Linked DNA regions of Homo sapiens: region 1 is linked to region 2. A link is an interaction called in ENCODE POLR2A ChIA-PET data of the cell type or tissue named here. Cell type or tissue: MCF 10A. All regions are shown on one strand. Links, peaks and the distances in the headings refer to the core of each region. The heading gives the core; the rest is flanking DNA.

The links. Peaks named below come from ENCODE experiments on the same cell type or tissue, not always from the same donor. Only the 100,000 strongest peaks of a DNase experiment are listed, where the experiment ranks them.
Region 1: POLR2A ChIA-PET joins it to region 2 with 5 read pairs; 5 of 35 experiments call an interaction of 5 or more read pairs at or near these places.

What each region holds. Positions count from the first base shown.
Region 1 is chr11:126,182,725-126,193,600 of GRCh38, forward strand. No RefSeq gene overlaps it. Among named protein-coding and RNA genes, the nearest start is that of RPUSD4, 23 kb to the right of the region's middle. RefSeq lists enhancers at 246-745, 2,994-3,919. In MCF 10A, for the core only: no CTCF peak of the experiment used is centred there; no DNase peak of the experiment used is centred there.
Region 2 is chr11:126,124,765-126,140,482 of GRCh38, forward strand. It overlaps LOC105369591, which reads right to left. Exons shown (of 4, transcript XM_017018656.2): 1 at 15,355-15,718; 2 at 3,232-3,429; 3 at 1-39. The coding sequence starts at 15,581. It overlaps LOC124902784 (a long non-coding RNA gene), which reads left to right. Exons shown (of 2, transcript XR_007062938.1): 2 at 6,822-7,196. LOC124902783 (a long non-coding RNA gene) reads left to right here and starts at 10,726. Exons shown (of 3, transcript XR_007062937.1): 1 at 10,726-12,367; 2 at 12,479-12,669; 3 at 12,925-13,053. In MCF 10A, for the core only: no CTCF peak of the experiment used is centred there; a DNase peak (open chromatin) is centred at 7,687.

The DNA.
Region 1 (10,876 bases), core at 5,390-10,389, 58 kb after region 2:
GATTACAGGCATGAGCCACTGCGCTCAGCCCTGGTGTGATTATTGAGTGCCAAATTTCATTCTCAAAAGTATCCTGGTTTGTAAGATACTGTAAATTTCATTAACCCCTTACCTAAAGATAGAATTGTCACGCCTCCTGGGGTGAGCAGCACTCCAGCGGTCTCTGAAGCCGTGGTCCAGACTGCAGGAAGGCTTCACATCCACCTTCCTCAGCAGACAGGTTTCATTCTGTTCTGTTCATACCTCAGCAGGAAAGGGCATTGCCACCTCTCACGGGTCTGGTGGCCCTCCATTGAGCATGGATAAGATGCCTCCTCTTCCATCTCGCCCATCCTCAGTGCAGGGGGTCTGGGCCTCTCCCCTCTACAATTCGATGTAAGGCAAAGGTGACATTCCTCTGTAGCCCTTGCCACCCTCAGCCTTTTCCTCCCCGGGTGAAAAATCCCAACCCCTTAACGTTTCATTCCCTCCCACCTCCTTCAGTGCCCAAGCCGCTCTGCTCCTTAAGATCACAAACCACGCACAAACCACATCTTTTCTTCTTTACATAGCTAGTGCCTGGCAGAGGAGGTGCTCACTAAATCTTTTTTTTTTTTTTTTTTGTGAGATGGAGTCTTGCTCTGTCACCCAGGTTAGAGTGCAGCCTCCACCTCCTGGGTTCCAGCGATTATCCTGCCTCAGTCTCCCAGGTAGCTGGGATAACAACTGCCTGCCACCATGCCCAACTAATTTTTGTATTTTTAGTAGAGATGGGGTTTCACCATGTTGGTCAGGCTGGTCTCGAACTCCTGACTTCAGGTAATCTGCCTGCCTCGGCCTCCCCAAGTACTAGGATTACAGGTGTGAGCCACCGCATCCAGCCTAGTTCATTCTTTTCAATAATTTTTCCTTTTTTTTTTTTTTTTTTTTTTGTGACAGGGCCTCACTCTGTTGTCCAGGCTGGAGTGCAGCAGCATAATCTGGGCTCACTGAAGTCTTAAACTCGTAGGTTCAAGTGATCCTCCCATCTCAGCCTCCCAAGTAGCTGGAACTACAGGTGCATGCCATCACACCCAGCTAATTTTTTTTAATAGGAAAGATGAGGTCTCACTACGTGGCCCAGGCTGGTATCAAACTCTTGGGCTCAAGCAATCCACCTGCCTCGGTGTCACACCTGGAATTACAGGTGTGAGCCTTACAGGTGAGAGCTTCAGTGGGTTCAAGGGCCCTAAGAATCTCTAGCCTAGAAAATAAGGTTCTTCCTTTCTCTTTTTAATAACTTTCTTGAGAATTCACAGTACCATACAATTCACACATTTAAAGCATGCAATTCAATGGTTACCTTGCCAGGCTTGATAGATAATTTTTGGATGAATGAGGCACTGGCAAAATGAAGCTGAGGCTGCTATCACGTTGCATGGGGCCGAGGGCACCGCAGAGCCTGGGCCCCCAGGTGTGGGCAGCTCCTGAGAGCACCCTCTCCGGAAGAGTAGGACTGAGAGGGCCGGCCCCACTGAAATGCACGCCCGTGGATGCAGCAAGAGGTCGGCCGGGCAGGGGGAAAGGGCATCCCCTTCCATTCCAGGAGCTGCTCTTCTCGTAGGTCACACCCAGGGCCCTTCCCCAGAACTGTACTCCTTCCAGCCAAGCCCACTTCCTCTGCTCACAAGAGAAAGGAAAACTCTTCTGCTGGATGCAGAGGTGTACAATGAAGAAGGGGCCGCCTGAGGCTTTGTATCCAGGGCCCTTTTATTTTGTTCTTTTGGTCAGTATTTACTACCCATTTGACAAGCATGTCCCAAGCATTTCCTATGTACCAGGCCTGTGCTGGACACTGGGGATGAAACTGAGAACAAGCCATCCAGGTGCCTCTGCCCTGCAGGGCTGTCTTTAATCTTGATGTCCAAAGCTGGCTCCAGGGGCTGCACTTAGAATAAAATAAGACAGTGATTTCTGGGTTCCTGCAGTTTCTGGGTTTCTGGATATCTCCGTGTGAACGGCCACCTTTATGTAAGCGTCATAAAGAGTATCTGCTTGACATGAGAACTTTTGGAGTGAGATGAACCATTTTCGAATCTCAGTTCTGTTTCTCCTTGGTTGAGTTACACTTGATCTTAGCCAAAAGGCGGAGAAGTGATCCCCTTGGTTGAGTTATTTAATCTCCGGCTCATGTGTGAATTGTAGACAATCCCATCCACCTTGCAGAATTATTTGGAGGGTCCGATGGGTAACGGCTGCAAGATAAGTGTCCAGTACGTGGGGACACTCAGTAAACGGGGTGACGATTACCCCTGAGCACTGGGGTTTCAAATCCCAGCTGAAGATTCTGTTGGAGTTGGCATGACCTTGTGTTGCAAGACTGTGGCTCCTAAAATTGACTGGTTTTAAGAATCACTGTGAGAGCTTTTTAGAATTACAAATTTTCGAGCCCGAAACCAAACCGACTGAACCGGAAGCGGCAGGGATGGGCCTGGAAATGTGCATTCTCAGAGGTCTCCAAGTGTGCGATCCACAGTGCTAAGCAGCGCCTCTCAAATCCAGCCCACCCATTTATTTTCCAAAACTCCTGGGAGAGACGACAGAGGGACAGAGGCGCAGGGCTCTGTGGAAGCCAGGCCTGCACCCCTCCCCCAGGCGGCCTCCTCTCCACTCTGGGACCAGCCCTGCCTTCCCCCAGGCTGCGGTGGGTCCCGTCGGAGCACAGCGGCTGCTCATAAAGCTCCCGATGAAAGGCACGCTGGACAGGAGAGGTCAAGGTTCACACAAGCAGCTCCGCCTTCTGTTTCATTTACAAGTGGCAGTCACCTCATTAAACCCGGTCCCCCTCCACCCCTACCCCACCCTCACCCCCAGCCCACCGCACGCATCCCCACACCCGGTCCCTCCCGCTCAGCCCTGGCCGGCACAGAGAGGCTGGGTTGGAGATCGAGTGGTCCAGAGATGGGCAGGTGACCTGCTGGACACGCCCACCCATACCCCAGACTTGCCTAGTGCCTAATGTATGGAATGCACTCAACACGTGTTTGTTAAACTTGGTGTTTATAAATGCATAAAAGTGGCATTTTGTGAAGTTGCTGCAGCACAACTTGGACTTGGAAAGCAGTGCTGATCCCTTCAGAGTCCTGGGGAGGAGAAAAGGCAGCGATTGCTGTGCGCCCCCGGCTGACTTTTCACCTCTCCTAGCCTCTGTTTCCTCCTCTATGAAGGGGTTACCGAGGTGATTAAATGGAGCAGGCCACACGAAAGAGCCTAGCTAACGACTGGAACATTGCAGCTGTGCGGTTGGTGTTCCTGAACCCACAGAGGGCAATGGAGACACAACGTCACACAGAGTTAACTCTGCCCAGGCACAGTGGCTCACGCCTGTAGTCCCAGCTACTTCAAAGGCTGAGGAGGCAGGGCAGCTTGAGCCCAGGAGGTTGAGGCTGCAGTGGACCATGACTGTGCCACTGCATTCCAGCCTGGGTGACACGAGGAGACCCTGTCTTAAAAAAAAACATTAAACAGAGTTAACTTCAATTATGATGACAGCATGGAGGCTGGCAGGCATGGGGGCTGTTAGACCACACAGAAGGACCTGAGGTCCTCAGCAGGGTTTACAGGTGGCTCCTGGGGAGATGGGAACCTGTAAGCCTGGACCTGAAGCAGGGGCTTTAGCCAGCCAGGCCCAGGGGCCAGATGGAGCAGAGAGAAGCCGCTCACCAGGCCTCGAGTGGAAGGGGCGCGCCTGCACATCTGAAGCCTGGGGAGAAGCAGGCCTGGTGACTCGGTGCGTGTCCAGCAAGGGAAGGGAGCCAGGCGAGGCCAGGGAGTGGACAGCTGGACGCCTGCTGGACCTCCCCCAAGGAAGGCTTCCGGGCTCCGGCTGAGGGATCATGAAGTGCTGAGGTGCCTTAAGCCCAGGGGCCCATGACTGGAGTCGCCCCTACCATTTCATTTTAGTCTTCACGCCAGTTTATGAGCTACTGAAGGGTCCCAACTTTGTCACCTTAGGATCATTCCCCAGGGTCCCACGTACACCCCACTCCCCTGCAACAGGAGAGGCCTGCCTCGCCCCTCTTGGACTCAGCGCAGCGCTGGTGCCCATCTCTGAGTGGTGGAGGCTCCAGCATTTCTATACAGCAGGGGCCTGGGGAGGCTGCAAGGGAGGTATAGAGGGGACCGGTCATCAAACATTTGCAGAGCAGGCTCAGTTTGTTTGTTTGAGAGAGGAGCTGGTGGAGACCGTCCGAGGCTGAAGTCCACTACGGCCCCACAGAGCCCCAGCTGCAGGAAGCCAGAGAAAAGAGCGCCATTCCTGCCTCCGTCTCTGTGAAGGGCGTCCCGGGCTGGGACTGGGTGAGGTGAAGGAGGTTCCTCACTTCCCTGACCAAGGCCCTGCCCGTAGCTCTCACCACCCTCTCCTCGCCTCTGCCCATCCCTCCTTGCCCTCCCACACAGGTCTTGTGGGGGCTCAGGCACCCTCATCAGCACCCCTGCATCATGGGGCCGCTGCTGGGCCTCCCCTAAGAGGGGCTCTCCCCAGTGAAAAGGAGGCTGAAGAGAGGATGGCGCCGAAGCTGCCACCCAGAGGAGAGAAGGGACATTAACACAGAAGGAGAGACTGGAGAGAGAAAATAAGAGACAGAAAATGAGAGGCAGGGAGCGAGGCAGGTGCGAGGGGACGAGAGTGCAATCTTAACAGAAGGGGAAGGCACTAACCAGGGACCACATGCTGGGGCACAGAGGGATGAATATGTATAAACACTGAGAGTCAGACAGGGACAGAGACTGTGCCAGGGACCACAACAGAGGCCGGCAGATGATGGGCGGCCTGTCATCTTTTGGAGCCAGGCCCTGTTAGGAGAATTCTTGGCCTCAGTTGATGCTGGGGGCAGGATGGAGTGTGCCTTCCCCTCCAATTTTTCCAGCTGGAACCCTACATGCAGCTCCAAGCTTTCCCCATCCTTTCTGAGGTTCCGGCTGCAAAGACTCCCAGGACAGGCCAGCCGGGTCGCTGGGCCTGAGAGTGGCCCACCCAGGGCCCACCTTGGGCAGGTGGGGGAGACCGTGGGCTTCCAGGAACAAGGAGCCCCCAACAAGTACAAGAAGGACCCTAAGGGCTGGGTAGGGTGGCAGGGTGGCTCACACTTGTAATCCCAGCACTTTGGGAGGCTGAGGTGGGCAGATCACGAGGTCAGGAGATTGAGACCATCCTGACCAACATGGTGAAACCCCGTCTCCACTAAAAATACAAAAATTAGTCAGGCGTGGTGGTACGCACCTGTAGTCCCAGCTACTCGGGAGGCTGAGGCAGGAGAATTGCTTGAACCCGGGAGGTGGAGACTGCAGTGAGCTGAGATCACATCACTGCACCCCAGCCTGGTGACAGAGCGAGACTCCATCTCAAGAAAAAAAAAAAAGAAGGACCCTAAGACCCACCAGCCAAACAGATCCTCCCACACTCCTTCCAGGTCTGCACCGGACACAGCTGGGCTAAGTGGTGACCTGAGACCCAGGGAGAGCTGAAGCCGGGGAGTTTCTGGGTGTCTTGATGTTGAGGGGTAACTTGTCTGCTGCTTGGAGGGCTCCTTTAGTCACCGGCTGAGAGGATTATCAGGACGGCGCAGGCCTCCAGGTGTGCCACGGCCCTGACTCCGCAACAGCTCTGTGCTACCTACCTCCCCCTCCCTGGGCTTTCTGACCTCTGCCGTCTCGTGCTCCCCTCCCCTATGGGTCAGGATCCAAGCTCCCCAAGTTTGCTACTTCTCCAGCCATGTCGCTCCCTGCCACAAGCTCTACACTGCAGTAACACACCACACTGCTTGCAGACACATCTAGAAACCACAGCACTCCTTCCTCTGGAATGCCCCTCCCTTCTCTCCTCCTGAAAGCTCTCAGGTCCCCAGGAAGGCCCCCTCCCCACCCAGGCTGCATCGGCATTTTGCTAGTGATCTCCGGATGCCTGGGTGCCTCTCCTGCAATCTCTCTGAAACATGTCAGGTGCTCCAGGACAGGGCTACAGCTGCATCTCGACACCCACTACGGCCAACACACAGCCCGGGCCCCTAGGTGATGGGTGGACAAATGAGATGCGGTCAGGATTATAAGCCACACCTCGCCTGACTGGTTCTCCACTTCCTTTTTGTCTTTCCACCTAGATGGCAGGTGCACTGTGTGCAGAAACTGTATCTTCTGCTTCCTTGCCCTCTCCCTAGTTTCAGACAATGTTGTGCACGACAGACACTTGCTGACAGGAAGAGGGGTCAGAGTCTTGCGTGTTCCAAGGGATCCACCTGAATTCTTCAAGGACCCTGCGTTCCGGGCACCAGGGACAAAGCCAGGTCCATGTGTGGTTTCTCTCTTTTCTAGGGCCTGCAAGTTGGAGAGATGCCCTCCCCTCCCCCATAGAATCCCAAACCCTGGTCTGGGGCTCATTCAGGTGGATTTCGGGACAGGCCAGAGGGAAGGGACAGCAACGGAGAGCTGGGGACGGGGGCGCTTTTCCTCGGAAAATAATGAGGCAATTAGAGGAGGCCGAGAGCAGTTCCAGATGTGGCGGCTGACTGCTGAGATAGTGACGTGTACTTCTAACATGTCAGCACGCTGGGGACTGAGGCTGTCTGCAGCTGCTCCAGCTGTCACCTGGCCCCACTGTGCTGCTGCGGTTACCTGGCCTAATGGTTTTGGAATGAGCTGGGCTGGGGCCCACGGCCTAGAACCCTGGTCCCCAAAACTTCTTGCCAGAAAGAAACTCAACCTCAGTAAAAGCCCCATCTGCTGAGGGCCGTCAAGACATTCACCGTCACCTGCCTCGCCTTGAAGTTCGATCCCCTCCAGGACAAGCTTTCAGGGGAAGCTCGGAGCCTGGCCCCGAGCAAGCGCTGGGGACAGAACACAGTGTGGTTGGATGTGGCCCTAGGCCCAGAGTTGCCTAAAGTCCAGGCATGGGAGACAGGACAGGGACAAAGCCCCTCCGACAGGAAGCAGCCAGTGGCTGGCACTGATCAGGTGCACACAAAGGTGTCTGTGTTCCTGTCTGGCCCCTCCCCAGCAGGCCCTGGACCCTGCCCTCTCCATCCCATCTTTCCCAGGCGTCCTGAGCTGCCTGGCCTTTTGAGCGATTACTGGCACAGGATACCAGCACTGACAGCTCTTGTCACAGTCCCCCAGGCCTCATTCATGCTGGAGAGGCGAGGACAGCTTAATTCCCAAACTCAGACACAGGATTGCCTGCCAGATAGGGCATGGGGCTGCCACTGACCCCCACCCCTCCCTCCCTAGGAGGTGGGCACCTGGGAACAAAGCCTCTGGTGTCCCCTCTGCTCTCCTCCCTCCTCTGACCTCCCCTTCCCCTCTTTCTGCATCAAACAGCAGGTGCTGATGGCAGCTAAATTGTCCAGGGATGAGTGATGCTGGGTGCTTAGGAGGATGAGAAGGAAAGAGCTTTGGACATGACAACCTCAACCCTTCCCCACTCCAGCCCCCATTTGGGGACAGGGAAAAGAATTGATGTCAGATGTAGGGGGTTCCCTTAGCCCCAGTATTCTGAGCTTCTGGCCCCCACACCAGGAACCAAGGAGCACTGGCTTCATGCCAACACCTTCAAACCACCCCACACTCCGTGTGGAACCCGAGGCCCTTCAGGAGCTGTCAGACAGCCCCAGGGAGCTGCTGGCCATGCTGTGTTCTCCTGGCATCTTCCCACTCCCAGGCCAGCCACCTTGGCTGGGGGTATCTGCCATGACCTTCACTCCCTGAGCCCTTGGTCTTCACATCCATGGTGGACAATCCCAGATGGGGGTTCCCCAAGTCCCGCCCAGTTTGGGAAACAACTGTGCCCCCTCCCATTTCCAAGGCCATCTCCTAAGCTAGCCTGGGGGCTCCTCACATGTGCTCCTGAGGTTCTAACAACCACTTGGGCATGGCCTGCCCTCTCCGGAGTCAAAGCCACTAATTCAGCTTGGAATGCCCTTCTCCATATGCAGTGTGGAGGAACTGACCCCCTTTTTCTGCTTTTCCTTTCCTAGTTCTCCCCCAAACTGCAGTCAGAATAGCAGAGTTAGGGCTGTTCTTCATTCCCATTAGGACTCTAGAAAAACAGACTAATGGCCCCAAAGAGCGTAACCGCATGACCCTCCTCCTCTAGAGAAAGTGCTAGAAATCTAATCGGGCAGCAACATAGTACCGTGGGTAAGTCCGTGCGTCCAGGCCTGTTTCCTGGCTTTCCAGGTGCATGCCCTCAGGCAGTCTGCCCAAGCTGATTTCCTCATCTCTGAAATATCTCCTTCGTGGAAGCACTGCGGGATTCAATGAGCTCACACGGCACAGCCCCAGCACCGTGCCTGGCTCGCGGCAAGTGTCCGATAGAAGCCAGCCTCTGCTGCTGTGACCACCTTCCCCAGCAGTGGCTGGTGTGTGCTATGGGCTGACTGTCTCTCCCAAATTCCTGTGTTGAAGACTCAACCCCAGTACCTCAGAATGTGACGACCCTTGGAGATAAGCCTTTAAGGGGGTGAGTCCATTGAAATGGAGCCTCGAGGACGTGCCCTCACCCACTCTGACCAGTGTCCCTGTAAGAAGAGGCAATCAGATCACAGGCCCACACCGAGGAGAAGCTGTGTGAGCGCACACAGAGAAGGCAGCCATCAGCAACAGAGAGGCCTCCAGAGAAACCAAGCCTGCCAACACCTGGATCTTGGACTTCCAGCCTCCAGAACCATGAGCAAATGAATTTCTATTGTCTAAGCCACCCAGGCTGTGATATTTCGTTACGGTAGCCCCAGCAAACTGTGATATTTTGTTATGGCAAGCTGCAGTGTGACCAGTCACTGCCTGGGATGCCAGGCCCGTCCTTCCCAGCCCAGGCACCGTGCAGGATGCCAGGCCCCAGAAAGGACGGGAAGGCCCCGGGCAGGATAGTAAAAGGCCCGATGTCCAGGTCCCTTCTGGGAGGTTTCACTTCCAAGTACAGTCTGGATTCTAAACTGGATCTTAACATTGAGTTTCTACACTGCCCTTCTCTGAGATGCTGAATTTGTGGGTTCCAGTAAGGGATTAGGGATGTTGTGTCTTCTCCCGAATAAGTAATCTTGGCATAACCAGACTCAGGGTCTTGAAACTAGAAAGGATCTCAGAGATTGTCTTATCTAGAGACTGAGATCATCAACTTTGTCTCAACTGCCCATTTTACAGGTGAGGAAACTGAGGTCTGGAAAGATGGTGACACAGCTAGCTAGCGGCAGAATTTAAAAAGAACCCAGTTGCCTTGTCTTTCCATTAGGAGACCTGCCTTCCTGCTCCAAGTGTACACTCGCTCATCCCTGGCTGGGATCTGGGAAGGCTGGAGAGAGGAGAATCGGGACTTCTCTTTTGGTCTCTCAGCACCTGGTTCACTGGAGAAACACAGGTTAAGAGTGGGGCTCCCAAGTTAGACGGATGGGTCAAAACCTAGTTCTGCTGTGTACAGATGTGGCCTCGGGAAATCAGTGGACCACTCTGGGCTTCATGTTTATCATCTGTAAAATGGAAATAAAAACAAGGAAGAATAGTATATCCCTCACAAGGCTATTATTGGGAGCTTTTAAACCTAACAGGCTCCACATAGGCCACAAAAGTCGAATGCAGAAATTACCACGAGTGTTGGCTTTCGGGGGTCCGTGTGGGAGTAGGGAAAGGAAGAGTGAGTCTCAGCTGTGATCACAGGCCCTCTAAGCCTCTTGCTTGCCTTCTCTCGTGGAATTTTCTTTCCTAGGCTGGAGAAGTAGGGTGACAAGGGAAATCTGGCTTATAACTCCAGAAAATAAACCCAAGGATACTTCTGGAAAATTCTGTAACTTTAGGCAGGAAAAAGGCCAGACTCCCCGGCAGGGCCAGGACGGGCTGGCAGCCTTTCAGACACGGCTTGAAGGAGGCCCTGGTGTGAGACAGAGGCTCGGAGGACCGCACAGAGCCCAGGGCACAGTGGCTCGCTCCCTCCCTGTCCTCCTGCCACCTTCCAGCTCCCACCCTCTCTTTTCCTCTGTCTTCTTTCCCATGAAGGTGGCACCTTCAGTGGCCAGTGAGTCCCTGGCAGCTGTGAGTGAGTGAGACCAGGCTTGGCAGCTGTCTGTTAGCAACGGAGTTGGAGCATCCCACCATGGGGGTGATGCCCACAGCCTGAGTCCCCTTCCAGCATGGGGAGCCCCTGATTCCAAGGGGGAGATTCTCGCTTGACCCTCAGAGTGGTGTTGCATGCATGAAGTGATGACCACATGCCCCTTAAAGCCAACTACAGAGAAAGTGGGTGGATGGGTCTGGCCACCACAAGCTCCTCGGAACACAGGCTGGAGGTCTGGGATGAGGGGCCCAAGGCTGTCCACCTGGGCGGCAGGGAGGCCCGAGAGGACAAGAACCAGCCCCAGAGAACGGAGAGATGAAAGAGGTGATGAGGACAAGCTGGCGTCTTCCCGGAAACCTGGATGGGAGAGGAGACAGTGCCAGCCGCTCTCCCCGTGGGCCTCCCCCCTGCTTGCTCTCTGACCTCGCTGAGCACATCAAAGCGGGAACCCCTTCCCCCAGGCTGGCTCCCTGAATGGCCCAGGTCATCACTGGCTCCTTGAAGCTGCTGATGGACAGATGGTAATCGCTCCCAGCCTGCTGAAAGAGGACGCGGCTCCAGGTCGGAGCTGGGCCTCGGTGGGCTCCCTGCATGGGAGGCTGTCTTGGCTGCCCACTTCTCGGTCCCCCTCACTGCTCCCTGGGACAGTCTGGTTAGCTTGCCTTGGGGAAAGAGGGTGCTCGGGTAGCTCTGATGCTGGGGTTCAGAGGCCCACAGGCGCAGCAGGTGAGATGTGCAGAGACCTAAGGGGTCTGAGGACCCCTCAGTCCATGTCAGACAGGCCGTGGGAGCGGCAGAGGATCCTGCAGGAATGGCAGG
Region 2 (15,718 bases), core at 5,757-10,756:
TCACACACTGCAGCCTCTCTGGTGGAGCTGAAGGCTGAGCTGCATTGTCCAGAGAGCCTGAGGTTTAGAAATGGGGTACCATGTCCACTTTCAAACCAGCAACACCCCCAGACTTGAAAAGATCTGGCTCATGCCATCAAGTCCATCTCTGGCTCTCAGGTAGGACTGCTCCTGTCACCCTGGTTGGAGGTGAAACTCTTTTCTGTTTCTAGAGACAACCTTCTCAGATGAACCTGGAGGGCATTACGTTAAGTGAAATAAGCCAGGCATAGAAAGATAAAGACTGCGTGATGTCACTTATATGTGGAATGTAAGAAAGTCCAACTCATAGAAACAGAGTAAAATGGTGGATCCCAGAGGCTGTTGGGTTGGAGGATTGAGGAGATATTGATCAAAGAACACAAAACTTCAGTTAGACAGGAGGAATATGTTCAGGAGACCTATTGTACATCAGGGCAACTACAGTTCAAAACAATATATCTTATATTTTAAAATTGCTCAGAGAGTAGATTTTACATGTTCTTAACCACCATTAAATAAGGATGTCAAATAATACATATGTTCAATAGTTTGAATTAGCCATGCTGGCCTGTATACATATATCAAAACATGATGTTATATGCCATAAATAGGCACAAGTTTTACTTGTCAATTTTTTTAAAAATAAGCTTTTAAAAAGAAACAACCTTCTTTATCTTTTCCCCAGGAATCTGGGAAGGTGTTTAGGCAAGTAATGATTCAAAACTCCCAGAATGTGGGAATCAAAAGGATCTTAGAATACGGCCCCCATCCTTCACTTTACAAATAAATGAACTGAGGTTCACAGGGAGGAAGCACCTTGCCCAAGATCCCCCAGCTGGTGAGTGGCAGAGCTGGGACTAGAACCCGGGTCTCCTGAATCCCTGCAGATGCACATTCTGTAGCAGCTACTTCCAGGCCTTCCATCCAATTGCCCAATTCCCCTTTCCTCATTATTTTTCACTGGGTTGTGTCCAGTGAATTTATATGCTTTTGGCCAATCTGCAACTGTAGCTTCTATGATTTTGAAGTTCTCATATCTTAACCTTAAGGTCTTCTCAGAGATCGAGACCATCCTGGCTAACACAGTGAAATACCGTCTCTACTAAAAATACAAAAAATTAGCTGGGCGTGGTGGCGGGCGCCTGTAGTCCCAGATACTCGGGAGGCTGAGGCAGGAGAATGGTGTGAACCCGGGAGGCGGAGCTTGCAGTGAGCTGAGATAGCGCCACTGCACTCTGGCCTGGGTGAAAGAGCGAGACTCCATCTCAAAAAAAAAAACAAAAAAAAAACAAAAAAAAACAAGTCTCCTCAGTTAAAGTCAGTAGCTTACCTTTCTTGAGCCCCTGCTATTTGTCAGCCACCAGTAACTCAAAGGTGAAAAAGGCACAGTGCCTGTCTTTAAACACTGATGGCCAGGAGCAGTGGCTCACACTTGTAATCCCAGCACTTTGGGAGGCCAAGGTGGGCAGATCACCTGAGGTCAGGAGTTCAAGACCAGCCTGGCCAACATGGTGAAACCCCGTGTCTACTAACGATACAAAAATTAGCCGGGCATGGTGGTGCATACCTGTAATCCCAGCTACTCAGGAGGCTGAGGCAGGAGAATCACTTGAACTTGGGAGGCAGAGGTTGCAGTGAGCCGAGATTGCACCATTGCACTCCAGCCTGGGCAACAGAGCAAGACTCCAACTCAAAAAAAAAAAAAAAAAAAAGATTGACATGAAGCCAGAGGGGAACTCTGGGGTTCTTTCTGACTAACAACCTGAACTCCTTCTGCTAACTCTACCTATTGCCCCACTACATCTTCAGGATGTGTGCGGGATGGGTTAGGAAGTAGAAGTTACCAGGTTAAGCTATGGTCTGTGAGGCACTGTCCTGGGTTCTGGAAGAGAGACCTCCCTACTCTCCAGGAGACATGTGAAAGACCAGCTTCTAGTTTACTAACAGATGCAGGGACAGATAACTGGGATTTGAATTATACCTCCACTATTTACTAGCAATGAGACCACAGGCAAATTATCTAATCTTTCTGGGCCTCAATCTCTTCTGAAATGAGGATAGTAAAGCCCATCTTATAAGGCTGTTATGAAAATCAAACAAAATATGTGAACTCCCTAGTTCCATGCCTACTGCACAGGAGACCTCAAAAATGCTACTTTCTTTCCTTTCTCTTGAATTCTAGTCTTATGTGACTGTGTGTTACCCAGAGCATGATGATTACTGAAGATTTAAATGTGTATTAGTCTGTTCTCACACTGCTAATAAAGACATACCTGAGACTGGGTAATTTATAAAAGAAAGTAGTTTAATTGACTCACAGTTCCATATGGCTGGGGAGGCCTCGCAATCATGGAGGAAGGCAAATGACGAGCAAAGTCACGTCTCACATGGTGGCAGGCAAGAGAGCTTGTGTAGGGGAACTCTGCTTTATAAAACCATCAGATCTTATGAGATTTATTCACTATCATGAGAACAGCACAGGAAAGATCTGACCTTATGATTCAATTACCTCCCACCAGGATCCTCCCGTGATATGTGGGAATTATAGGAGCTACAATTCAAGATGAGATTTGGGTGGAGACACAGTCAAACCATATCCCAGTGCTTTGTGGAGAGACTGTTTCACTGCTATTCTCTTCCAAGCACAGCAAAGGGGGCTGGCTGGCCACCCGCTCCCTTGTAAGTGTGACTTCCCACTTCGAGTCTGCCTGGTGTAGACCCTGATCTTGGCTCAGCACGACAACCCTTCCTTCAGGCTAAACTCTCTCCCTTGGCATCCACCACTGGAAAAGGATGAGCTGCCCTAATCTGAGCCACACTCTATCTCTTTTGAAGAAACAAAAGTGAGAGGAAGCCATGGGGGAGATGCGTTCCTCCTTGATGCATCATAAAAGACACACAGATTTAATGTCAGAAGACAGGCTGGAAAGCCAGCCCTTCCTCCACATCCGTGTCATCCTAGCCTCACTGACCCTCAGTTTCTTGATCTGTGAGAAGGGAACACAAAAGCTGTTTCAGTTAGTTACTGTGAAGATTAAATTTGAAAAGACATACGAATAGTCATAACAAAGAGGAAAGTATTAACGCTACGTCGATACCACTTTACTATTATTGTCTCTTCTCCTGTTCCCCTGACACATCTCAAGTGAGAGCAGGCCCAGGCCAAATCTGCAGAAATTCAGTTTTATTCTTGCTAAGCAGCAGTCCTACCTGATGCTCTCCAGTCGGTAAGGGCAGGGCCCTCCTCTCTCCACCTGAGCTGTGGGAGGCAGGAGGCAAAAGGCCAGTCCCAGAACGGGAACCACGGAGCTGTCTCCTTCTCCATCTGTCTCTGGGGGAGTGCTCTTGGCAAGGAGCAACCGTTCCAAAGGCAAATGTCCAAGGTGAAATCCATCACGGGGCCCTGGACTGGGAAAAGATAGAGGAAAGTAAATCAAGCCTCTCTGAGATAAGAAGACACAGCCTGGAGCATTTAAAAAATGCAACTCTACCAGCTGCCCACTTTTGCGAAGTTTTAAGGCAGAGGACTATGCTAGGTAAGAAGGAACCCAGACCCCATCCCCCTATTTAAAAAGTGGGAGGAGCCCCGATGTGGGGCTTCTCTCTTCTCTCTCCCTCTTACTGCAAGTCTCAGCCAGAGAGGAGCAAAAGGCATTTTTAATGAATCTCTCTCAGCAAAGAAACAGGGAAACATGGAGGCCGTCCGTTTGGTATCAGAGATTAAGGACAAGGGTTCTAGGGTCAGGCATTCTGGGTTCTAATCCTGACTTTTACACTATACGTGTAGTCTTAAACAATCAACTTAATCTCTATGAACCACAGTTTCCAACAGGGATAATATTACGCTATCTTATAGAACTGTTTTCAAGACTAAATATGGGATAATTTTTATAGAGCATTTACTACAGTGGCAAACAGAAAGTGTGTAATCAATAGTGTTATGGCTATTTATAAGATCTGTAAGAGATTGGGGAAGTCAATACCTCTCTAACTACCTTTTATCCCATTTGTATAGTCATTTCTTTAAATTCTCTGAATGGTATTCCCCAAAACAAATCTGGTAGCATCAGTCTTATGTGTTGAATGCTATTGAACAGTGGACATTTTTCTTGCCATTATGTCCCATTTGTGACCTATGACCACACCTGTTCCACTCACCATGTCTCCAAAAATTTGTACGTTTAAGTGCATGTCTGACTGGCTGAGCCTGGAACATCTACAAAGAGATGTTTTGACCACACTCAGGTCATGAAGGGAAGAAAATCGTTAACAGACACCTGGAGTCTGAAGATAGACATGTGGGGAGGCAAGGGAATAATGTCTTAGGCAGGAGGTCCCTCAGTCAGAGGGGAGGACTCTGCATCTGAAAGAAGACCTTCATATCCCTCAAAGTCCCCCTTACCTTATCTTCATCTTTCTCTCTCTTCATTATCAATAAGCCACACACGTTTTCCATGTGCCTGGGCTTGGCGTGTGATGGGAGATGTTTATATCTTGGTCCCCAATCTAAAGCTATCAACAGGATGGGCACAGTGCACAGTGGCTTACGCCTGTAATCCCAGCACTTTGGGAGGCCGAGGCAGGTGGATCATCTGAGGTCAGGAGTTCGAGACCAGCCTGGCCAACATGGCAAAACCCCGTCTCTATTAAAAATACAAAAATTAGCCTGGCATGGTGGTGGGCACCTGTAATCCCAGCTACTCGAGAGGCTGGGGCAGGAGAATCCCCTGAACCCGGGAGGCAGAGGTTGCAGTGAGCAGAGATTGCACCACTGCACTCCAGCCTGGGTGACAGAGCAAGACTCCCATCTTAAAAACAAAATGAAACAAAAAATAAATAAAAATAAAGCTAGCAACAGTCTAATCAGAGAGGGAACTGAGAAACCTGGGATGTCTCAGGGAGTCTGGGAACCTGGCCTTCTTAGCATGGAACCCACTGTAGAGGGGAGATGGGTTCATGGCAAGGAAAGGGAAGCAAATACTCAAGGGCCCTGGAAGGGAGGCAGAAGCCTGTGGCTGCGGCGGCAGTCAGTGGAGGAGGCTTTACGGCTTCCTGAGCAAGGAATTGCATGATGAACATGTGAACATGGTGTGTGGGGTGGACGGGCCAGACCAGAAGCCCTTGCGAGAGAATAAAGGAGCACAAGACCCAGCTTTGACCTTGGCTCAGCCACACACAGCTGTGTGAGTGACACTGGGCAAGTCGCTTAACCTCTCTCCTGGTTTCTCACTTAGAATAATAAAACCTGACTTCCAGGTTTGTCATGAAGCTGCGAGGTGACATATGGTTGCTTTGTGCAAATGTATGTGTTCTAGTGACTGGAGTGGTGTGCTGGGGAGATGAGCACTGCAGGAAGGGAGGCCACCTGGGGACAAGTGGGGCTGTATGGCCAGGCAGGCCTGTGGGGACAAGGGCAGCATGGAGTGGGGGAAGCACTTGAACCTTTTTCTACTGTGTGGCTCTCCTCCTGCTGCCCACGGGTTCTAGGGGCTGCATAGAAAGAGTCCCATGGACTTAAACCCTCTCTTGGCTTAAAACCCACAGTAAGAGGCAGATAGCTGAGAAGATCAGGGAGTGACAGAACATGAGTGGATATACAAATAGACAAGATTAACTATTCCCACTGTATACACAAGAGGCTTTGCTAACACTCGGCCAATTAGAAAACTAATCTAAACAGCCACTGGCTTACATTCTCCTAGGAGCTCTCCAACAGCTGTTCGCTTGCACTTGCCGCTGCTCCCAGCTAGTGCCCTGAGGCTTCTCCTTGGGTCTGGCCCTCACTTGAGCCTCAAGGGCTCCTCAAGAGCAAAGGATTGTGTCGCTTTCCTTTCCTTTCCCTGAACTCCCCCTCGGGTCCTGCTGCTGTTATTACAGGGGGCTCCCTCCATGTCACTGCCTCTGAGAAGCCTTCCACCGTACCCCTAAACAGAGGGACCATTACAGCACTTTTCGGGTTAGACTGCCATTCATCTGGGAGGCATGTACATGAAGAGAGTAAGAGCAAAGCCTTTGAAGTCTGATAAATCGGAGTTAAAAACTCCTAGATCTCTCACTGTTGTGCTCTCTCTGATACCCTGTTCCCTCGCCTAAAAAGAGGATAATAATGATACCTACTTAGGAATTAAAAGCAGGCTAGGCACGGTGGCTCACACCTGTTATCCCAGCACTTTGGGAAGCCGAGGTGGGTGGATCACTTGAGGTCAGGCATTCAAGACTAGCCTGACCACTATGGTGAAACCCCATCTCTACTAAAAATACAAAAACTTAGCCGGGCGTGATGGCGGGCGCCTGTAATCCCAGCCACTCGGGAGGCCGAAGCAGGAGAATCACTTGAACCACTGCATACCAGCCTGGGCAACAGAGCGAGATTCCATCTCAAAAAAAAAAAAAAAAAGGAACTAAAAGCAAATATGTATATACAGGTGTATATGTGTGTGTGTGTGTGTGATACCCCTCTATTTAGATAAGCAAATATATATATATTTATATATATATATGACAAGCTAGTACAGCCCCTGCATACTGTAAGTATTCAATGCATTGCTTTTGCCATTATTATTACTATTGTACTGCTACTACTATTATAATTGTCATTATTGCTGTCTCTGAGTTACCCGAAGGCCAAAAACAACTTTGACTTGGGGGCAAGTAGCCTCTAACATGGTCCCTGATGGTCTCTGTCTCCCAGCCTCCACACCCTTGTGTAAAGCCCTCCTCTGGAGTGTGGGTGGAACCTGGGACTTGCTTCTAATCCACAGAATATGGCAAAGGCAATGGGATGTCACTTCCTTCCTCAGGTTTCAAAAGATTGTGACTTCCGTTCTGCTGGCTGACCCTCTCTCCAGCCTTCTCAGCTTGCATATCTCCATGAAGCAAGCTGCCATGTTGGCAAGACCTACGTGGCAAGGATTTGAGAGCATCCTCTGGCCAGCAGCAAGCTAGGAACCGAGGCCCTCAGTCCAACAACCATCAAGGGACTGAATTCTGCCAACAAACATGTGAACTTGGATGTGGATCCTTCCCCAGGTGAGCCTTCAGACGAAATGCCAACCCTGGCCAAAATTTTGGTTACAGCCTTGTGAGAGATTCTAAAGAAAGGACCTGGCTAAGTTGTGCCCTGGCTCTTGGCCCACAGAAACTGTGAGATAATAAAAGTGTGTTGTTTTAAACCATGATGTATTATGGATTTGTTACACAGAAATAGATAGCTAATACAACCTCTCTGTCTTCCTAGCTCAGCATTTGGCATATGGAGTGGAAGTCAAGTGTCAGTTGAGTGTATGAATGAATGAATGGTGATGGTAACAGGTAAACTCATCAGGACCTAAGAAAGGCCTAGACAGGCTAGATCCAAAGAGAGAGCTCTTTCCCAGCACCCACTGCCTGTATATTCTGTCTTCTCTCCCTCACGACCCTAGGTCCCTCCTCCCTTCCCCGGTCCTCAGGACCTTGCTCTCCTCTTGGTTCCTGCCTTTACTCATTCTCTCTGAATTTTTATTTTCCTCCTTAAAAAATAAAAAATCCAGCTCTCTCTCAAATATCTGCCTCTGGTGAACTGGAATAATTTTTGGTGGAAAGCAGTCTTGTCCAGAAAGGCTCTTACCCACCCTGCTCAGGAATGTGGTTGCTGCAGATATTAAAACAGACTGCAGGCGTCTGCAGTGAGTGGGGAGCTCGTGCCAGCAATGACCTCAGCCCGCACAGCAGGGCTCTTACCTAGGACAAGCTGCTGCATTGAGCTGGATCACAACAGACCTCCAAACTCTTCCCCTTCCAGGTATCCCAGGCTGCACTCTCTAGTTTAATGCCTGAGACACACCTTTGCACCCAAGCCTGGTATCAAAAGTCAAGGGTGGTGCCACCAGGCCTGTGAGGGAGGATGCTGTGGGTCCCACTGTCCCTTCATATTCAAGTGGCTTTGGCTAAAGAATGTGGGCCTCACGCTGGCAGCCCCCTTTCCTGTTCTGTTCTCCTGACTCCATGCCTCCCACTCCTGACAGCTCCAAGGGATCCTGTTCAGGTTGAGAGGTATCAGGCTTCATTTCTTCTGCAAGAGGCACCCTCCCAGGGAAGGCCAGGATTCTCAGGGCAGAAACCGGAGCCTGGGACCCCTCATGGTAAGGCTCCCCATTGTGTGGCTGAGCTTGCATTCAGGCTTAGATCTTTCCCTGCTTAATTCAGCTCCCGTTGTTGAATCCGAAGCTGGCTAAGATGAAGTAGCAACTCGTGTCAATTTTCAGATTTCCCTCTTCCACTGGGAAACTCAGAGAACTAGGAGTATCCCAGCCATAATCGATTCCAGCCTCCAAACTCAGAAACCTACCCTAGGATCATCCCAGTAATTACCACAACAGCTAACGTTTGCCTAACACATTCTTGGATGCAAAGTACTTCTACACATGCTATTTCTCATAAGAATCTTACAATATTTTTAGCCCCATTTAACAGAGGAATAAATCGTGGCTCAGAGATAGTAAGTAGAATTCTCCCAGTTACGTAGTGAGCAAGTGGTAGAAGGGGAACCTAAACCAAGGTCTATTGACTCATACATAGTCCAGTCCTCTTTCCACTACTCCCAAATCTGTAAGGCTCATTTTCCTGTAACTTTGCATTTCATTTGTAAGTTGATCACTTTGTACTTACGTATACCCATTATATTGTCCAATTCCTGCTACTTCCTCCTTAGTCTTCACCCATGCCAGCCTCTGGAGGGCTGGGTCAAGTAGCTTTATGCAGACCAGCAATGGATTGACCACTGGCCTTCAAGTCTGGAGATCCAGGTTTTAAGCTCTGGCTCTGCCACTAATGAGGGGTGTGACTTTGAGTCAGTTACCTCACTTTTCTACCTTACTTTTGCAATGTGAAGGCGATAAATTGCGTGATCACTGGAGTCACTTCTAGCTCTAGAACTATGATCCTTTGATGTAATTCCTGGTTGGGCTCCCTCTTGGGGAGGAACAATTTTTCAAGACAATGGCAAATTCACTCTTGCACTATGAATGCCATCCGGAGCTTGGGCTGAGAAGGGTGAGCGTTTAGCTAACTGCTCCAGTGATGATAGGAAGACCCTTTCCCCCACCTCTGCCTGAACAGGTCCCTTCATTCCTGGCTTCTTTTATCTGTCCTTCCACAACATGTTGTGACCTCTTTTGGGTAGGATTATAAGCACCCAAAGGCCTCTGTCCTTGATCCTCTTTGACCAATGATTATTGCCCAACCCGGTACCAGACAGGCTGGCACTTCCCTGATCTCCTCAGGATGTCTGTGAGCCCAGGATGAAGGTTATTCACAATCCCCAGTGCTAGGGAGACCCAGGGGGCCCTGCAGCTGCTCCCGGCTGTCTGGCTGAACAATGCCGATTCTGTCAGGTCTCCCGGCTGAGCCTTCTTGCGGAGGGTATTCCGGTTGCAGTATTAACTGGAGGCATCTCAGCTGCTTCCTGTTCCTTGGGTCTCAGCACAGATTCCTGAGTGAAGACAGTCAGCCCGGCTTTGCATCTGACCCGAGCCCCCAGCAGTTGGGGTTGGGGGCAGGAAAGATGAAAGAGCTTCGCCATCATCTCAAAGCAAGGAGTCAAACCTCCTCAGCTGGAAGGGGCCCCAAGGACCAAGTGCCCGTTAGACACTGCTCCCAGACATGCCAACCAGGCACAAGGACAGGAGTGTAGCTCAGTTCTCAATCTTTGGGAAGGTAACTCTGCAGCCTCCTAGGTGACTTCTTTCAGGACAAAAATCTAAGAACAACTCTCCATTCTGCAGCCAAACCACTTGTACAAACTACTGGTATTACTTGTACCAGTGTGAACTCCCCACTTCAGCAAGACACATTCTCCTGCCTATCTCCCCCGCTCAGCTGTCCCCCACAATTACGAAGCATGGCAAGAGTTGTCACCACGTTCCTATGTCCTTCCCCATTTCCACAGCCACTCCAGTTCTTTTCTGGCATCACATCTCTGCTATAAGACTACTTATCATCTCCCTAAAACTGCTGTAACTGATACCATGAGACTCTAGCTAGGCTATGCATTCTCATTTGTTTTTCTTCCAGATTTCTTTTTTTTTTTTCCTTTGAGACAGAGTCTCGCTTTGTCATCCAGGCCAGAGACCAATGATGTGATCTCTGCTTATTGCAACTTCCACCTCCTGGGTTCAAGCTATTCTCATGCCTCAGCCATCCAAATTGAGCAGCTGAGACTAGAGATGTGTGCCACCATGCCCGCTAAGTTTTGTATTTTTAGTAGAGACAGGGTTATGTTGGTCAGACTGGTCTCGAACTCCTGACCTCAAGTGATCCACTCGCCTCGGCCTCCCAAAGTGCTGGAATTACAGGCATGAGCCATCACACCTGGCCTTTCCCCAGATTTCTAAATATTCCATGCTTACCTGACAATCTTTGCCAATGTAGTGACCTTGGCATATTCCTTCTCTCTTTTTTTTTTTTTTTTTTTTTGCTTATGTTAGTGTCTCTCAAACCTACTCCGTAAACTGGGAGTTCCTCCGCTGTACGGACAAAGTCTCCTCCCTCCCTCTGAACTGTTGCTGATGCTTGCTTTCTGATTATTGACCATCAGGAAGTCCCACCTGAGAACTAACGCTCTGCCTACAGTTGAATCCCATTTCCTGTTTGGTTGGAGCCTGGAAATGTGATAAGGCTTTGGCCAGCTGCCACTATATTAGCTGGTCCCCAAGGCCAATTTGGGGATATAAAGGAGAAAATGACTCCTATTACTTAAATAGTGTTTCAGAAATGCCCCAGAGTAGAAACAATGGTCCTTGCTGCACCCGGATCCACTGTAACCCTCTTCTTTTGCACCCAGCATCCTGGCCTGCCAGACGGCAGTTCTAGTAAGACGTACTATGTAATGAGGAACGTAACTCAAGGCCGGTCACACCAGAGACTTGTGGAAGGGCAGCCGCCAGGCAGGGGACACAGAGGCTCAGCAGAGGAAGACTCCAGTCAGGTGGCCAGCTCCGTCCTCTGCTATCTCTACAAACGGGCTAGTTTCTTTAAGATTTTTTTCCTTGAGTCCTAACGAAAAACGAGTTGGAACCATGATTGGGGGCGGGGGTGGGGGCTGCAGGGCAGAGTTTATAGGCACTTGCAATTTCTTAACGGCTCCCTCCTCACCCATTCCTCTGCATTTTTCTCTTTTATTAACGTGGCATCTTTCCCAGGACACTTTATGGGACCGTGTGTTTTCACTTATGCCCTGATTAGGGTTGATTGTGTCTCTCTCTATGAAGAGCCCTCAGATCTCGCTCAAGGCCTCCCCTGCACCCCCTGCAAGGGTGCAGGCCATTCTTTCGCTCCAGGGCTCCTGGGCTAATCTCTTAACCTGTCCCCAAGGGCTCCACTGGGTTTTCTACCACACAAGGCACTCTTCTGCCTTAGGGTCGCACTTCATTTGGACCCCAAATAAGACACCCCAGTTGGCTTACTCAACTCTGAAGTGATTCCTGGCACTTGCCCCCAAATTAAATCTGCCCCAGAGGATGAAGAGGAAGATTTGCCACACTGAAGATTTTCTTTTTCTTTTTCGAGACGGAGTTTCACTCTTGTTGCCCAGGCTGGAGTGCAATGGCACAATCTCGGCCCACTACAACCTCCACCTCCTGGGTTCAAGCGATTCTCCTGCCTCAGCCTCCCTAGTAGCTGGGATTACAGGCATGTGCCACCACGCCTGGCTATTTTGTATTTTTAGTAGAGACGGGGTTTCTCCATGTTGGTCAGACTGGTCTTGAACTCCCTACCTTAGGTTATCCACCCGCCTTGGCCTCCCCAAGTGCTGGGATTACAGGCGTGAGTCACGGCGCCTGGTCTGAAGATTTTCAAAGGAATGTGCTGTGAGCCCTGAAGGCCATTGCCCAAGAGGAGGCTCTGAAAATGTTTTGAGCAATAGCAGCTCTGATAGAACACAGCTTTCCAAGGGGCCCACTTTCAAAGGCACGGCACGCTTTTCAGAGAGTCAAGCTTTGGCGTGTTTATTAAAAAAGACACCCATGCTGCTTTCAGGAACGCTGAGCTCTTAGCTCTTCTTTTCTCTTTAACTCAATTCCAAGAGGGGCTGGGACCGAGGTTTGGCGCTTACTTGCTCTCCTTCAGCCCCATTTTAGAAATGTTTCCACCTACCCGTCTCCTGTTATCTGGGAGATTGCTCTGTTTCACTCAGACATGAAGCAGCAGGCTTGGTGGCAGCCCTGTGATCTTTGAAAGCATACCCTCTGGGAGTAGCAGTTTCTTCTTCTGTAGAATGGGGAAAGTAATACATATTCTGCAAGGCTGTGAGAATGAATTGGAGCGATGTCTGCAAGAGGCCTGGCATGCTAAAGGCCTTCAGTAAATGGTAGGGATTTTTGTTATTAATACTATTACCAATATTAAGCAATTAGCCAATATATATTGACCTCTTTGAGAATCTGCTTTTGTTCCCTGGTCCCTCCTCTTGTTCGTCCAGGCCTTCTCCTACTGCAACCCTTTCCTTCTGGAATGTCTGTGGACAACACAACATCAAACTCCCCATTCCTGGCTCCAGGGCAAGAATCTCTGAGTCCTTTGGGAAGTGCAGTGCTAGGATCATTTTCCTGTTGTCAGCGGCTCTGGAAGAGGCATTAGCCCCACAAGGCTTGATGTGGGAAGTTTTTACAGGTACTGCTCATCTGGTGGGCAGATGTAGCTTTGCAGCAAGATAGAGCTCTGTCTTCCAGATCGGGGGTGCCTGGGAGTCTTGAGGTAGAACTGGTTCCTCTCTGCTTGGAGCCAGTGTGGGCACACACATGGGCCTGTCATCTCCTTCAACAGCCCTGGGATCGTTGATCCAAGTTAGATGGAGTGCCTTTAACCCCTGAAATTCACATCCTGGCAATCAGCTGACCATGCCTCCATCATCTCTGTTCCCCGCAGCCCCGACCTCTGCCATCCCCCAACACATAGACACACACAGTGTTATTTCCAGGGAAGAGGAGGATAGTCCTGGTCAATAGCAGTGGACACACTGGAGGTTTCCCCTCAAGGTAAGAGTGTCATTCATTTGCACATTCTCAAGGAGGTGAAACAGGATGCAGAGGGCTTCTCAAGGTAGGGTTACCCCAGAGCATTTGAGCATTTTCCTAAAGGAAGATGAAGGGAGTAGTAGCCACCAGTGGCTGAGTTCTCCCCTCTACATCCCACTGGATATCACCAATCCCTAATTCTCCACTCCAAAGCCCTAGCTCTGCCTTGATAGAGTGGGGATGTGCCTGGGCCATTAGTAGCCATTGTCCACTCTTTTATTGCTTGGGCTTTTTAGGGGGACCTTTATGCGAAGATGCTCCCAACCTCATCACATCTGGGACCTTTTTGCGAAGATGCTCCCAACCTCATCACATCTGGGACCTTTTTGCGAAGATGCTCCCAACCTCATCACATCTGGCCAAAGTGCTTTTAGTCACAAGCGGCAGAACTCAGTTCACAGGAACACATATGAAAAGTGGATGTAGAGATAACTATGAGGGATATGAGACTTTAATTAAGCAAAGTACCCGGCCTCGTCATTCTCTCTCCTCCTGGGCTGTGGTCTCTTGGCTCAGCCTTTCTCTCTTCGTGACTTTGGTTTGCCTATGGTTTTATAACATGGCCCTAACAAGTAAGTCCTCCTTGATCATGACATTTACTTGAGCTCCCTATGACCAAACAGAGTCTGCTTTTTAATTTCAAACTCTTAAGAGAGAAAAACCGGATGGCTGTTTATTGCCAACACGTTGGCTGGCCTTGGGTACTTATTCCTGGTCTAGTTAGCCGCGGCTGAGGAGCAGAGCATGTGGTATGAAACACATATAAGGTAGCAGGGGCTGAAAGTGGGAAACAACTTCTCTGAGAAGCAACCCAAGCTGGTATTCCACCCAAGGTGTGCCTGATGCACCCCCTGTGTGGTTCTGGGATTCACCCGAGGGACAGGTAATAGCCGTCCTCAGTGACTGTCTCGGCAGAGGCTGGGCTTGGAGCTCAAAGGCCAGGGAAGCAGCAGGTCCACTGATGCAGCTGCCACCTCCACAGCATGCTGGGGACATGGTGACATTCTCCTAAGAGCACTTACAGAGACAGTGTCCTGTGAAAGCAGCGCTGGACTGGGAGTTGGCAGTCCTGGCTTGTCATCCAGCTCGGCTGCTAACCCCCATGACCCCGGGGAACCGACCTTCTTCCTCTAGGTCTTAGATTCTCCAGAAGTTAAAAATGAATTTAAAAACCATTGTTATTAATAATAATAAACAGCATTGAATGAAATCATCTCCAGGGTTCTTTTCAATCCCTAAGATTTCCCTAAGCCTCCCCCATCTCCACTTGACAACTTCCCAGAAATGCTTTCAAATGGAGCTCTTTAACCCATAATTTGGTGGGGCCTCTGCCAGCTGCCTCTCTCCCACAACACACCCAGTCCCTGTGATAAGTCCTCCTCAGGGGCTTTCCAGCCTAGACCTGCAGCTATTCAAGAAAGTCCAGGCAGGGCCTTCCCGGGCAACTGATTTCTGAGCTTGTTCGACGGGGAGGAGGGGGTCTGAGCATTTGCTGTCTGGCCACTCCAAAGAGGGAAGTCTGGGCCTGAAGACGCATCTACTGGGGGGTTTCCACATTGATGATCAGGGCCTGGGAGGCCAAGAGAAGCTCCAGAAGAAGGGTCAGCAAAATCCCCAGAGAAACGGGGACTATGAGTGGAACAGAGCTGGAGAGGAAGAACGGAAAACACTGTGGGTTCCCGGGACGGGGGCAGGGAGGAGGGAAAGTTTGTGTCTTTTGGCAGGAAATGAATAACATTCAAAGAATATGCAAAATGCCATTCTAATTGGCACCTGTTCCCTTTGGAGCCAGTCACTCGGCCCACGGCATCTGAGGGTGAGTCTGGTTTGGGTCTCCCCAGGGGAGGAATACAGCACATTGAGATCCACTTGAATGATAAGAGAGGCACTGGTCCTAAGTGGGGTAGAGGAACGGAAGGTACCCTCAGCCTCCATGGCTCCTTCCCAGCCCCAAATGCTCTGTCACAACCCCCCCAGCTCAACCCCAGGCAGATGGCTACAAATTTTGCAGGGGCCTCTGAGCATTCCCTTGGCTAACAGCCACATTCCAGAACAGCATATGTTTCATCTCAAATCCACAAGGTTTGCACTTCCAAGCGGAGCCAAAGAGAAAAACCTTGGCCCAGGCTGCAAATTTCTTAGGAGAGGTGGGGGTCAGGGGCGGCCCCCAGGGAGGTTGTAGCTGTTATGTTGAAGAACATTTGAGTTCAAGTTCATGCAAAGCTAGGTCCCAAATATATGACACCCACATTCCTAATTCATAACCCCTCAAAGTACCTACCTGGAGAAGGAGTGAGCAGCGCTGCTTCCTCTTGCTGTCACCCAAATGGCCCTCATGCCACCTGCATGTTCCTCCAGCCCCATAACAGTTCTGCACCTTTGCCTAACTTCATGGCCCTTTTGAATCAGTGATTCACAGCCCAGGGCTGTGTGGAGTCTGGGTGGGGAGGGAAGAAACAGGGTGACTCCTGATCTCACTCTACCCCTTAAAAAATGCCTGGACCTCATCTGTGCTGGCTCCCATCTCCGTGCTCTGAAATTTATTTGGCTACTGAAAGACACCAAGCCTGAAGGAGGGTTTAGGAAGGACAGGGCTGAGCTGGGTGGAAAGGAGGAGTAAGGCAGGGGAAATATGAAGGCATGAG